Linked DNA regions of Homo sapiens: all the other regions are linked to region 1. The links are chromatin contacts, found by Hi-C or POLR2A ChIA-PET in ENCODE. All regions are on one chromosome and are shown on one strand. Each heading gives the region's core, a stretch centred on a gene start or an enhancer-like site at or near the end of the contact. The rest is flanking DNA. Distances are from core to core; before and after follow the strand shown. Region 1 holds the start of RRP7A (ribosomal RNA processing 7 homolog A). Region 2 holds the start of TTLL1 (TTL family tubulin polyglutamylase complex subunit L1). Region 3 holds the start of TTLL12 (tubulin tyrosine ligase like 12).

What was found. A loop is a pair of places that touch in the nucleus more often than their neighbours do. ChIA-PET counts read pairs that join two places held with the same protein, here RNA polymerase II (POLR2A). Pooled maps may share reads with other maps.
Region 2: a pooled map shows a loop between it and region 1 (17-fold over the local background). The contact joins the promoter of TTLL1 here to the promoter of RRP7A in region 1. A Hi-C loop is called at or near these places in 5 of 50 pooled maps. POLR2A ChIA-PET finds 5 or more read pairs at or near these places in 2 of 52 experiments (H1 and HEK293T).
Region 3: a pooled map shows a loop between it and region 1 (8-fold over the local background). The contact joins the promoter of TTLL12 here to the promoter of RRP7A in region 1. A Hi-C loop is called at or near these places in 2 of 37 single-sample maps with no recorded cell type and 4 of 50 pooled maps. POLR2A ChIA-PET finds 5 or more read pairs at or near these places in 1 of 52 experiments (A673).

What each region holds. Positions count from the first base shown.
Region 1 is chr22:42,518,546-42,522,879 of GRCh38, reverse strand. It overlaps RRP7A (ribosomal RNA processing 7 homolog A), which reads left to right and starts at 3,084. Exons shown (of 7, transcript NM_015703.5): 1 at 3,084-3,166. The coding sequence starts at 3,094. It overlaps LOC124900479 (a long non-coding RNA gene), which reads right to left. Exons shown (of 3, transcript XR_007068117.1): 1 at 3,527-4,334. RefSeq lists enhancers at 1,883-2,177, 2,703-2,762 and silencers at 2,943-3,002, 3,023-3,192, 3,203-3,332.
Region 2 is chr22:43,087,933-43,092,889 of GRCh38, reverse strand. It overlaps TTLL1 (TTL family tubulin polyglutamylase complex subunit L1), which reads left to right and starts at 3,499. Exons shown (of 11, transcript NM_012263.5): 1 at 3,499-3,613. It also overlaps the pseudogene RPS25P10. RefSeq lists silencers at 2,525-2,584, 3,333-3,627, 3,392-3,731 and an enhancer at 3,333-3,627.
Region 3 is chr22:43,184,989-43,189,969 of GRCh38, reverse strand. TTLL12 (tubulin tyrosine ligase like 12) reads left to right here and starts at 2,836. Exons shown (of 14, transcript NM_015140.4): 1 at 2,836-3,077. The coding sequence starts at 2,901. RefSeq lists silencers at 2,423-2,542, 2,791-2,950, 2,991-3,210 and enhancers at 3,591-3,650, 3,661-3,740, 3,681-4,185.

The DNA of each region.
Region 1 (4,334 bases), core at 1,835-4,334:
GGGAGGCCTCAGGGAGCTTTGACTCATGGTGGAAGGCGAAGTGTGAGGGGTCACTTCACATGGTGAAAGCCTGACCAACAAAGTGGGGGGTGAAGCAGCCACCCATTTTTAAACAAACAGATCTCGCGAGAACTCGCGATCGCAAAGACGCAAAGACGGCGCCAAGCCATGAGGCCCCCATGATCCAAACACTTCCCACCAGGCCCCACCTCTAGCACTGGGGATTACAATTTAACATGCGATTTGGGCGGAGACAAATACTCAAACTCTATCACCAGCCATCCCTGCTGAGATGCCGGACTCATCTGCTGAGATGCTGCGATGTGAGTGAAGTGACTTGGAACCTTTAGTGCAGCCCATATGCCAGCTGAATACCATCAAATGCCCTCAGTCAGTGCCACAGGGAGAAACAAAATCTCCTAGCAGAGCATTGCCCAAATTCCTGACCCATGAAATACATGGGCAGTGGTAATTATAAAGAAAGTGGAGTTAATTGATCGAGTGGCATCAGTGGGCTGAAGGAAGAAAACAACAGGCCTCAGGACAGCCATTTATCAACTTATAGCCCAAGGTGAAAATCAGGAGGGGCTTCCAGAGACGTGTTTAAAGACAGGTCACATTGTGCTGATAAAGGCCTAGAACCTGATGAGAACTGTGGAGTTTGAATCAGGGCAGATGAACGGCTGTGCTAAGTGCTGTGCTCCAGTCAAGGAGCACAGAAGTGAAGGAGCGGACACTGTCACCTAGGGCAGGGAACGTCTGGATAGATGGGCTCAAGAGTCTTGAATTCTAGGCTGGGTGCAGTGGCTCACACCTGTAATCTCAGCACTTTGGGAGGCCGAGGTGGGCAGATCATCTGAGGTCAGGAGATCAAGACCAGCCTGGCCAACATGGTAAACCCTGTCTCTACTAAAAATACAAAAAAGTAGCTGGGTGTGGTGGCACATGCCTGTAATCCCAGCTACTTGGGAGGCTGAGGCAGGAGAATTGCTTGAACCCGGGAGGTGGAGGTTGCAGTAAGCTGAGATGGCAGCACTGCACTCCAGCCTGGGTGTCAGCAGAGTGAGACTCCGTCTCAAAAAAAAAAAAAAAAAAAAAAAAAAAAGGCTTATGCCTGTAATCCCAGCACTTTGGGAAGCCGAGGTGGGCGGATCACAAGGCCAAGAGATCGAGACTATCCTGGCCAATATGGCGAAGCTCTGTGTCTATCAAAAATAAGAAATTTAGCTGGTCATGGTGGTGCACACCTGTAATCCCAGCTACTCAGGAGGCTGATGCAGGAGAATTGCTTGAACCCAGGAGGCGGAGGTTGCAGTGAGCGGAGATCGCGCCACTGCACTCCAGCCTGGCGACACAGCGAGACTCCATCTCAAAAAAAAAAAAAAAAAAGTGATGTTGTGTGGCCAGTCCTGATATCCATCGAGATGGCTCCTTGAAGCGTGGAAGCAATACATGAGAGGGAGATAACAGAACGATGGTGGCAGGGCACTGAGAAGGAGCCAAAGGCCTCGGGGAGGGGGATGTGCAGGCACAGATTTATTATGCAACATCTGAGAAGCCAGATGACCGTATTTCTGGAGGGTTCACCAGAGACTGCTTTGACTAGTGGGGGGTCTAGGCATCAATGGGCAATCGGCATGGCCGTCCTCTGAGGCCAGGGTAGAAGAGGGCAAATAGGACTGGAGCCGGGCTCGGAAAGGTCAGCAGGAGATAGGATTCCAGAGAGCAGAGGTTCGGTTGATGTGACTGTCAGAACAGGAGCAAGGCCAGAGTGGCTGCCAGGGATCCTGGGCGCACAGGAGTCTCTGGTGAATGCTAGTAGACCACGGTATTCCCAGGGGCCACGGAAGCCCCAACACTGCTTGACTGCGCTAAGCAAAGAAAGATCAAAAACAAAAAACGAGCGAACAGGACAGTAATGGCAGCTGCTGATGGAAAATCCCAACCCCTCATCCAGTTTCCAGGCCTAAGCTAGGCCTCAGAACCAGAGGTCACTGACTGAAAGGGAGGCTGGGTCCCCTCCAGACCACAAATATTTGCAGTAGTAGGCTCCTAATCTTTCCCCAAAGGGGCCGACAGCATTTCCAAGAAGCAACTGTACACTGGGAAAAGAGAAATAGTAGATACATCAAGGGCTGGCGGGTACACAGTCTGAGAGGCCCTTTGGAGTCCAGAAAAGTGGAGTCCTTGGACTTCATTTCTCCCCTATCTACACTTGCTCCCTTGGCGATCACACCCTCTCATAACTTTCTTTTTTTTTCTCTTTCTTTTTTTTTTGAGACAGAGTCTCGCTCTGTTGCCCAGGCTGGATTGCAGTGGGGCGATCTTGGCTAACTGCAATCTCCGCCTCCTGGGTTCAAGCGATTCTCCTGCCTCAGCCTCCCGAGTAGCTGGAATTACAGGCATGCACTACCACGCCCGGCTACTTTTTGTACCTAGTAGACACGGGGTTTCACCATGTTGGCCAGGCTGGTCTGGAACTCCTGACCTCAAGTGATCCGCCCCCCTCGGCCTCCCAAATTGCTGGGATTACAGGCATGAATCACCGCACCCGGCTCCTCTCGTAACTGTCAATAACCTATCCATGGCCAGTCCCGTGTGTATTGCTCCAGGCCTGACATCTCTGATGTTCAGTCTGTTCAGTCTCATATCTAAGTGCCCACCTGACATGTCCCCTGAGTGGCCTAATGGGCATCTCACCACGGCTCACAGAGAACTGATCTACTCCATTTTCACCCCCAAGCAGGCCCCTCTCCTGCAGTCTTCCCATCTCAGTCAATGGCAACACCATCCTCTTAGTTGCTCAGACTGAAAACCTAGCAGCCATCCTGGATTTCTCTCACACTGCCTATTCAACGTGTGAATGCATGAGTGGAAAGCTGAGTTCGCACTCGTGACTGGCCGGGGTCAACTCTGACATTCGCTCCCACTTTCGCGCGCTGATTTATCTCTGAGCGGATGAAGGTTGGGCCATGGCGGGCGGGGCCGGGGAGGCGGGCTTGGAGTGAGGGGGCGGGGCAGGCGCCACGAAAACGCGCTCGCGCCGGCGCCGAACCGCAACTCCCGGCGGCCCCCGCGCTCCCGGGTGGCAAGATGGTGGCGCGCAGGAGGAAGTGCGCCGCGCGGGACCCGGAGGACCGTATCCCCAGCCCACTGGGCTACGCAGGTGAGGGGCTCCGGGACGCGAGACCGGGGGCGGTCAGGCATCGCCGGGAGGTGTTTGGGGGTTGGCGACGGCCGGGGGTCCCCAGGAGCGGCCGCACGGTTGGGTGTGAGCCCCGGTGGCCCGTGGCCCCAGGCTCCGCAGGTCTTGAGGCTCCGGGGTCCCGAGGACCCAGGCGGCGCCCTTCTGCCTGCTCACTCTCCCGGGGCGAGCCCAACTTGGTCCACGCTTCCCTTGGGTGAGCCCGCCTCTGTCCACACTCTCACCCAGGACAAACCCATTTCCGTCCACACCCGCTCGTCCAGGTGAGCCCATCCCCTTCTCATCGCCTCTGCTCCTAGTCCATCCCCCATCAGCTCTTACCTGGGCTGTTATAGGCCCTCCTACTCGGTTGCCCTCCTTCTCCTCTTGCCCCTGCTTCTGTTCTCCACCCACGTGCCAGAATGTTCTTTTAAGGACATTTAGATTCGATCATGTCTGCCGCGCCCACGATAGGCGCCACACCTACTGCATTCCCTCCAGTGGCTTTATCAGGTAGCTTCTAAAACAAAAACCAGACTTCTTAACCTGTGTGGGCCACGTGGTCTGGCTGGTGCCGACCTAAAGCTCTTTCTGTTCCTCTGAGGGAACATGCTTTTTCCCCCCTCTGGGTTTTTGCACGTGCTGTGCCGGTTTGTTGCACAGTGGCGTTCTGGCCTGAGCTTTAATGTTGCTTCCTCAAAGAGGCCATCCGTGATGGCCTATGGAAAGAAGACCTCTGCCACCCCATCACCCTGTAATGTTTCTTTCACAATTGATACAAGTTTGCTGTATGCTTGTTAATTGTCTTCTCCGTTATTGCAACTGAGCTTCCTGAGTTCAGGGACCGCAGCTCTACGCCAACCGGTACTGTGACGGAGGTGTGAGAAAAATAGAAGCAGTTCCTAGCTTTATGAGGATTACAGTCATGGGTGTGCCAGCGATTAACCAAAGAATCTCATCAATATAGCCTCCAGACTGTTAAGAGAAGCTGTGAAGGCACAGGCAGTGGGATCTGAGCTGGCAGGAGGGGCGGAGGTGATGCTAAGGCTCTCCTGAGGAAGCGAGGTTTGAGCTAAACCTGAGGTGAGCGGGAGGGAAGAGGGTGACACGCCAGGTAGAGAGGCCAGCATGTGTGAGGCCCTGGTGTACC
Region 2 (4,957 bases), core at 2,250-4,749, 570 kb before region 1:
TTTTTTTTTTTTTTTTTGGAGATGGAGTCTCACTCTGTCGCCCAGGCTGGAGTGCAGTGGCATGATCTTGGCTCACTGCAACCTCCGCCTCCTGGGTTCAAGCGATCCTCCTGCCTCAGCCCCCCTAGTGGCTGGGACTACAGGCACATGCCACCATGCCCTGCTAAGTTTTGTATTTTTAGTAGAGACGGGGTTTCGCCATGTTGGCCAGGCTGGTCTCGAACTCCTGAGCTCAGGTGATCCACCCACCTCGGCCTCCCAAAGTGTGGGATTATAGGCATGAGCCACCGCGCCTGGCCTCTTTTTTTGATTTAATAAAGTTTTATTTTTGCAAATGTACAGTTGGTTGGACCTGTTCATGTATCATCACCAGCAGCTATAACATCTCCACCCTTGGTATTTCTGATGTAAATTACTTGAGCTCTGTGCTTTGAAACCAGTTTGTTAAGTCCTTTACTAAGGTTCTCCTGAAGGGCTGCCCTGGCCAGGAAGCCTCGAATCTTCAGTTTCTCAGAGACCACAGCAGGGCTTATAAGTTTATGGTTAGGAAGTTCCTTACAGAGTTTGTCATAGGTAGGTTTGTCAAACACGACTCAGTTATTGAGCTTGTCCCGGACTTTGCCTTTGAACCACTTCTTCTTTTGGGCCCTGCCCCCAGATTTGTTCACTGAATCTTTGTCTTTCTTAGCGACTTTCCGGTGTCTTCGTTCTTCTTGTCATCCATTGATAGCACGGCGAAGCTCAGAGAGCAGCAGCGAACCCTTTCTTCCCTCCCTCCCTCCCTTCCTTCCTTCTCTTTCTTTCTTCTTCTTCTTCTTTTTTTTTTTTTTTGCAGAGACGAGGTCGCCCTATGTTGCCCAGGCTGGTCTCAAACTCCTGGGCTCAGGCAATCCTCCTGCCTCAGGCTCCCAAAATGCTGGGATTACAGGCATGAGCCACTGTGCCTGGCCCAGATTCCACTTAGATGAGGTACTTAGGGAGTCTAATTCATTAAGACAGAAAGTAGAAAGGCAGTTACCAGGGGCTGGGGAAGGAAGGATGGGGAATTGTGTTCAATGGGTAAAGAGTTTTAGTTTAGCAAGAGGATAAAGTTCTGGAGACTGATTGCACAACGTGAATATATTTAACATCACTGAACTGTACATTTAAAAATGGCTAAGATGGTTAAGTTTTATGTTATACATATTTTACCACTTTTTCTTTTTTTTGTTTTTAGACAGAGTCTCGCTCTGTCGCTAGGCTGGAGTGCAGTGGTGTGATCTCAGCTCACTGCAACCTCTGCCTCCCAGGTTCAAGCGATTCTCCCGCCTCAGCTCCCTGAGTAGCTGGGACTACAGGCGTGTGCCATCATGCCCGGCTAATTTTTGTATTTTTAGTAGAGACGGGTTTCCATCATGTTGGCCAGAATGGTCTCGATCTCTTGACCTCATGATCCGCCCACCTCGGCCTCCCAAAGTGCTAAGATTACAGGCGTGAGCCACTGCGCCCGGCCAATTTACCACTATTTTTTAAAAAGTGGTGATAACACCATTAACTCAGCAGAGTTCTTGTGGGGATTCATTGAGGGGAGCTGTGGCCAGCTTCTTAGGGTAAGGCCAGCCTCATGGGCCTGTGACCTGTACAGAACCATAGGACCCCGTGCTCAGACAAGCCCTGAAGTTAGTTTAATGCTGCTGTCGCCATCTTAAAGTTCTTTTTTTTTTTTTAAGACGGAGTCTCGCCCTGTTGCCCAGGCTGGAGTGCAATAGTGCGATCTCGGCTCACTGTAACCTCTGTCTCCCAGGCTCAAACAATTCTCCTGCCTCAGCCTCCCAAGTAGCTGGGATTACAAGTGCGCACCACCATGCCCGGCAAATTTTTGTATTTTTAGTAAAGACGGGGTTTCACCATGTTGGCCAGGCTGGTCTCAAACTGCTGACCTTAGGTGATCCACCCGCCTCGGCCTCCCAAAGTGCTGGGATTACAGGCGTAAGGCACCATGCCCTGCCTTAAAATTCTTTTTTTGTTGTTGTTTTTTTTAACTTTTTTTCTCTAAGAGACAGAGTCTTGTTCTGTTGGCCAGGCTGTAGTGTAGTGGCGGGATCATAGCTCACTGCAGCCTCAATCTCCTAGGCTCAAGTGATCCACCTCAGCCTCCTGAGTAACTGAGTAGGACTGCTGGCTACGCCCCCATACCCGGCTGATTAAAAATATTTTTTCTTTTTTTTTTAGAAATGGGGTCTTGCTATATTGGCCAGGCTGGTCTGGAACTCCTGACCTCAAGTGATCCTCCCATCTTGGCCTCCCAAAGTACAGGGATTGCAGGCATGAGGCAACATGCTGGAAGGCTACAATGTTTATTGAACACTTTACTATGCCAGGCCCTAACCACGTCTTGCAAGCCTTCACTCATCTCCTGGGTTTAAGGTGAGAACACTGTAGTCGGAAGCCTTGGGACTTCTCAAGGCCTCACAACCAGACAGCAGCTGAAGGGTATGAATTGGCAATTTGGACTCCAGATAAGTGTTGGTTCCACTAGATGGTGCCAAAAGTAAATGATGATGCGCTGAATGTGCTCTGGGCCTGGGAGGCGGTTGTGTGGGAGATTATAGGAAGTGATGTTAGCAAAGCTCCAATCATCACTAAGAAAGCACACCACCACCCCTCCTGAGAGGCAGCAGCATGAATGGTCAGGTGTCCTGGGTTCAAAGCCAGACTCTGTCACTTACAAGTTGCACAAGTTTGCATAACTCTTTAAATTGATGAAATTAAAAATGAATAATTGTATAGAGAATTCGAGGTAACACAGGTCTATAACGAGAATAATAAACGTCTTTTTTTTTTTTTTTTGAGGCGGAGTCTTGTTCTGTCGCCCAGGCTTGAGTGCAGTGGCACGATCTTGGCTCACTGCAACCTCTGTCTCCCGGGTTCAAGCGATTCTCTTGCCTCAGCCTAGCCAGGATGGTCTCGATCTCCTGACCTCGCGACCCACCCGCCTCTGCCTCCCAAAGTGCTGGGATTACAGGCGTGAGCCACCGAGTCTGGCCCAGATAAACACTTTTTAAAAAAAATTATTTTATTTTTATGTTATTATTATTATTATTATTTGAGATGGAGTCTCGCTCTATCGCCCAGGCTGGAGTGCAGTGGCGCAACATCACCATTTCTTCAGATAAGGAAGCCGAGGTAGAAGGGGTAGGAGAGGCTAAACAGCGGATTGAGACCGAACCCAGGATTCGGACCTAATCATCACACCGCTCTACCTTTCTTTTTAGACTTAATCCCGTGCTCCAGACCCTTCTCAATCTCCTTTCTGGGCCCCGAGAGGGTGGACGGCCTGGCATTTCCTAGGATCCAAGCCCTGGGCATAGCGGCCGCCCGAGGTATGGAGCCCAAAGGAGCCCCAGGCAAGTCTGACTCCGGAAATAGTCGCAGCGCCGGCGGTCGCGTCCTGGGTTGCCAGGGCGCCGCCCTGGAAGTAGAGTGCAGCGCGGGGCGGGGCGGGCCGGTGCGCCTGGCAGTCGGCTGCGTACTCCTGCGAGCGCCGGAGAGGGGCTGGAGGCGGGGCGAGGGCGCGGCTCGAGGCATCCCTGCAGGGCGCTCCTCCGAGTCCCTCGGCGCTCTGAGCCCACAGGTGAGGTCCTGTCCCCCAGGCCGCCGCCTCCCGGGCACCGAGGGTGTGGCTGCGCGCGGGCTGGCGAGTGCGCATGGGTGAGAGAGTGTGGGCGCCAGTGTCTACGCGGCTGCGAAAATGCGGTTCAGATGCTGCTTGCCGGATCCGCGTCCTCCAGGAAGCCCGCGCTAACCACCGTGCCTTTCTCCGTCCGCTGAGTTCCTATGACTTACCTCGTGCTGTCCGACTGTTGCAATTGCATCATTATGTTTATTATTTGTTATCCCAGACTTTCATTGTTCCTACACGTTTCCCATTCGTTTGCAATCTGTGTTGTTTCTGTTGGCATCTTTTGCAGGGCGCAATGTACCTGTGGAGAGAACTCAGGGCAGGAGACAAGAGCCTTGTGTCTTCCCTCTAGATGACTGGACCAAGACATTTCCCCTCTCTGATTCCCTATCAGCTAAGAGGGCAGGGCGGGGTAGTCATCCTTTTCCATAGAGTAGCTGGGGCATTAGAGGAGATTAATTCTGGAAGTGAAAGTATCTTATCATTGTTAGCCCTTTTGGCATTTGCAAAGCAGGTTCTTTGCTCAGGAAACGTTTGATGAGCACATTATGGTGCCGGGTTGTGGCGGTACAAAAAGATGGGCCCCGGCCGGGCACGGTGGCTCACGCCTGTAATCCCAGCACTTTGGGAGGCCGAGGCGGGAGGATCACGAGGTCAGGAGATCGAGACCATCCTGGCTAACACGGTGAAACCCCGTCTATACTAAAAATACAAAAAAAAAAAAATTAGCCGGGCATGGTGGCGGGGGCCTGTAGTCCCAGCTACTCGGGAGGCTGAGGCAGGAGAATGGCGTGAACCCGGGAGGCGGAGCTTGCAGTGAGCCGAGATTGCGCCACTGCACTCCAGCCTGGGCGACAGAGCGAGATTCTGTCTCAAAAAAAAAAAAAAAAAAAAAAAAAAAAAAGATGGGCCCTTCTCTGCCCTCAAATTACAGACACTGGTAAGCAGTCACTGTGGAGCATGGTACTGTCACCCAGTGCGGGCGTGGAGATGGACAGTGACAATACCGCTGTGAACGAATGCCCTGCTCAACATGAAGTCATCACTGACATTGTTATTACTTTATTTATTTATTTATTTATTTTTAGACGGAGTCTTGCTTTGTTGCCCAGGCTGGAGTGCGGTCGCTCTCGGCTCACTGCAACCTCTGCCTCCTGGGTTCAAGCGATTCTCCTGCCTCAGCCTCCCATGTAGCTGTGATTACAGGCACGCGCCACCATGCCCCGCTAATTTTTTAAATTTTAGTAGAGATGGGGTTTCGCCATGTTGGCCAGGCTGGTCTCGAGCTCCTGACCT
Region 3 (4,981 bases), core at 1,587-4,086, 670 kb before region 1:
TGATCAACTTTCACAAAGTCATTGTATTGGGTTTAGGCTCCATGTTGTATGAAAAACCCATTTTGTATGAGTACCCTTGGCAAAGCTCTCAGAACAAAAAGCTATCAGGGACCAAAGGTCAACCTGGGCTTGGATTTTCAGGATGGAAGGGCCTTTTTTATTTTTAGACGGAGTTTCCCCCAGGCTGGAGTGAGTTGATGCGATCTTGGCTCACTGCAACCTCCATACCCCCACCCCTGGGTTCAAGCAATTCTCCTGCCTCAGCCTCCTGAGTAGCTGGGATTGTAGGTGCCCACCACCATGCTCGGCTAAATTTTGTATTTTTAGTAGAGATGGGGTTTCACCATGTTGGTCAACCTGGTTTCGAACTCCTGATCTCAGGTGATCCACCCGCCTTGGCCTCCCAAAGTGCTAGGATTACAGGCATGAGCCACTGTGCCCGGCTATGGAAGGGACTTTTAAACTCTTTTTTTTTTCCCTGTTTCTCTCTCTCCTTTTTTTCAATTGTCTGGAGGGGGAGGGGGTTGGTGGCAGTAATGGGAGCAGAGCAGTAATTTTATGTTGATTAAATACACATTCTTCAGTGCCTCTTTAGAAGACAACATTTCAGCTGAGAAGAATGAGTCAGGATTTACAAAGTGAGCATGGGGAGAAAGGCTTTCTGGCAGAAAACAGAGCACAATGCTTTCCAGGAGCTGAAGACAACCAGAGATACAGGGACTCACAGTGTGAGGGGAAGAGTGTAATGAAAAGAGGCTGGAAAAGTTGGCAGTGCCAGCTCACACAGAGCCTTGGAGCTCAGGTGAAGAGTTGAACCACAAAGGGTTCCAAGTAGGGATCTGATACAACTGGGTTTACATTTGGGGAGGAGCATGTGAAAGAGGACTGCCCTGTCAGAGCCTCACATTCTCCTGGTCAAAGGGGCTGGGTCAGGAATGTTCACATAATCTGACCAGTACCTGACACAACTGAGACTCAGTCTGTCTTCCCCAGCGGGACCGATGGAAGGGTTGTGGAAGCGGGAGGTGCACTAGGTGTGTACCACTATACCTGGCTAATTAAAAATTTCTTTTTGTAGGGTCGAGGTCTTGCTTTGTTGCCCAGCCTGGTCTCAAACTCCTTATTTCAAGTGATCCTCCTGTCTTGGCCTCCCAAAGTGCTGGAATTACAGGTGTGAGCCAGCATGCCCCATCCTAGCATTGTGATGCTGTTTTACTATATTATTTATTTTGAGATGGAGTCTCGCTATGTTGACCAGGTTGGAGTGCAATGGTACAATCTCAGCCTTGGCTTCCACAACAAAAACCGAGGAATCAGGGTTTTCCTCTGGCCATGGTGAAACCCTGTCTCTACTGAATACAAAAAATTAGCCAGGCGTGGTGGCACACACCTGTAGCCCCAGCTACTTGGGAGGCTGAGGCAGGAGAATCACTTGAACCCGGGAGGCAGAGGTTGCAGTGAACCGAGACTGCACCATTGCACTCCAGCCTGGGCAACAAGAGCAAAACTCCATCCCAAAATAAATAAATAAATAAAATGTTTTTCTCTGCAGCCCTCACCAACTTGAGTTTGGAAATTTTTGCCTTTGCAGACCCACCTGCTTCCTACAATGGAATTGAACAAGTCCGTGAATTGGTGCATTTTATTCAAACTCAGTTCAAAAATGTTATCAAAATAGCATCTGAAGCTCCAAAAAATTTTCAGCCTTTGTTTTTTAGCAAATTACAATTCTTACAAAATTGCAAAAAGGAAGACATTGAAATGTATCCCTATGGAGCAATAAAACTCAATGAGAGTTCAAAAGAGAATGTCTTTTGAAATTCTATAACTGAACTGTTTTCTTTTAAAGAGGGAGTCTGGCTATGTTGCCGAGGCTGGACTTGAATTCTTGGGCTCAAGCTATCCTCCCGCCTCAGCCTCCCGAGTAACTGGGACTACAGACGCGGCCACCACGCCCAGCTCAACTGCACTTCGAAACATCCCGACATGTAGGAGTAAATTCCTCTGACGGGTACACTTGGTCTTAATTGGATCAACTGACATTCCGAATCCAAATATAAGTAATTGAGAAGGGCCACGATTTTGCAGCATCCAAATCTGGTGAAACGCTCACAAGAATCGAGAGCTCCCAAGGCAGGGGGCCTGCGAGCTCTGTGTGCCCGGTGCAGGCACAGAAGCGCCGCCTCACCGGGTTCGGGCCCCAGGACACCTTCCGGGCCGTCGGTGGGGCCTTTTCCGGTCCTGACAGCGCCCTATACGTAGGCACCCCGCCCTCCCGGCATTCCCCGGGGTCGCCGCGCGCTGAGCGAGAAAAGCTCAGCCACCATCAGGTGCGCGTGCGCACACGGCGGCAGCCAAACCACAGGCGCGGTCGCAGACGCGCGCCCCCTCCTGGCAAGCTCGCGCGCTCTCGCACGCACCCCGCCGATGCGCAGGGCCTGCCCGGGGGCCGCGGCAAACCGGGCTGGAGGCGGACTGGGGGCGGGGCGGGACGGGGTGAGGGGGCGAGAAGAGGGCGGGGCAGGGGAGGGGTCGGGGGGGCCGGGAGGAGGACGGGGCGGTGGGGAGGGGGGCAGGGGGCGGGGGCAGGGGGCGCGGCAGGGGCGGGGGGCTGGGGGGAGGACGGGGCGGTGGGCGGGGGGCTGGGAGGAGGACGGGGCGGGGGTGCTGGGAGGCGGGCGGGGCGGGGGGCGGAGGCGGGGGGGGCTGGGAGGAGGGCGGGGCGGGGGGGGGCTGGGAGGAGGGCGGGGCGGGGGGGGGCTGGGAGGAGGGCGGGGCGGGGGGGGGGGCGCTGGGAGGAGGGCGGGGCGGGGCAGGGGGCGGAGGCGGGAGGGCAGGGCCGACGGACGGCGGGCGGCGGCGGCGGTGGCGGCGCTGGAGTCGGCGCGGGTGCTGGCGCCATGGAGGCCGAGCGGGGTCCCGAGCGCCGGCCTGCGGAGCGTAGCAGCCCGGGCCAGACGCCGGAGGAGGGCGCGCAGGCCTTGGCCGAGTTCGCGGCGCTGCACGGCCCGGCGCTGCGCGCTTCGGGGGTCCCCGAACGTTACTGGGGCCGCCTCCTGCACAAGCTGGAGCACGAGGTGCGGGGAAGGGCGGCGGGCACGTGCGGCGGCCGGGGTGGGAGCGCGGCGGGAGCCCGCGGCGCGGGACAGGGAAGAGCGCTCCCGGGCGGCGGGAGCCGCGGTGAGCCACCCAGAGCGCGTCCTGGGCAGCTCTGGAGCGGCGTGGAGTTGGGGGCCGAAGAGTGACAGCAGGAGACCGGGGTACCTGCGGCCCTGATCTGCCCGGGCCCGAGACCGGCTGAGGGCTGCGTTGGGAACTTTAGGTCCTCCACACACCCGAGCCTGACACAGCCCTGCGAGGAGTGAAACTCATCACCCCCACTTCACAGATGAGAACACTGCGGCTCCGAGAGTCCCTTCAGAGGGATTCTTTCAGCCGCTGCCTCACAGGGACAACGGGAACCCCGTGAATTTGTGTAGCTGTAACTGTTGGGTTCACAGAATTCGGTGTTTTTTCATTTGATTTGAGCCTCGGGGTCCCCTCATCTTGCAGGTTAAAGAAAACAGGCTGTGAGAGGTGGAGGAGAAATCTAAAGAAAAATGGAAAAGATTGAGAAGCCTCTAGGTTCTCTCCCTTTTTGTGAGGACGGCCCATCCGGCTCACCTGCCTCCTCCACTCCAAAGCGTTCCCCACTGTCCTGGCTGGGGATGAGCCCTGGATTTTTATTGCGTGCCCAGAGGCTGAGGCCACAGCACCTTCCCGGGCTGGCGGGGGGGGGGGTGTTTTCTTTAGCTGGGACCCGACATCTCCTCCAGGTGCTGTCTCCCGGACGGAGATGAGCCTAGTGGCGCAGGTGATGAAGTGGAAACCCCAGAGCCAAGAACAGGGACCCGGGCCGGGAACTAGGAGTCCCTGAGCCTGGCTGCTGGCCAGACTCTACGGTCTCTGAGCCAGTTTTTCTCTGTGTAATCCTGATTGGACTAGGAACCTTCCTGCTGGAAACGTGCAGTGAGTGGCACCTCCTTATGCTACAGTGTAACAGAGAGTTTCCTCTGCCCCTCACTTCTGCCATATGCTTTCCGAGGACCACTCTGGTCCCAGGCCTGTGCTGGGTGGAAGGGACCTTGGTTTGTTCATGAGGACAAAAAGGTTCCCATGGGCTGCGTGGAAGGAGCACAGTGGGAATGACCAGCTCCTGCCCAGCCAGCCTCCACGGCAGCACGCCCTCCCTCGGGCGGTCACTCGCCCGTCTGAGACCTGTTCTCCATCTGGGAAGGGGATGGTGAGACACCATCTGGCTCCCACAGTATTGGAAGGATGGGAGGTGGCATGAGAAATATGCCTGGCACACAGAGGGTGGTCGCCACCGTGCCACGTCCCCTGCCCAGGCCGCCTTGCCTGCTGTTGCCCTACTAAGGGGCAGCCAGTGTTTTTCCGTGACCCTTCCCCAGCCGTTAAGGACAGAGCTGAATCACTGCTTTACCATTCACAAACTTGCAGCTCTTCCTGAGTGAAGCCTCCTGCTGCTACTGGCCCAGGTGTGGAGGAGGCCGCCAGCAGCAGCAGCACCTGCCAGCGCTGTGGGCCCTTACACCCCTGGCCATCAGCCCTCCTGCCTCACCTTAGGCCGGCTGCCCTGGAAAGGATGGGGAAACTTGAAGATACATACATATATATATATATATATATATATATATATATATATATATATATATATATATAATTTTTTTCTTTTTTTAATTGAGACGGAGTCTTGCTCTGTCACACAGGCTGGAGTGCAGTGGCATGATCTCGGCTCACTGCAAGCTCTGCCTCCCGGGTTCAAATGATTCTCCTGCCTCAGCCTCCCGAGTAGCTGGGATTACAGACGTGCGCCACCACACCCAGCTAATTTTTGTATTTTTAGTAGAGATGGGGCTTCACCATGTTGGTCAGGCTGATCTCGAATTCCTGACCTCGTGATCCGCCCGCTTTGGCCTCC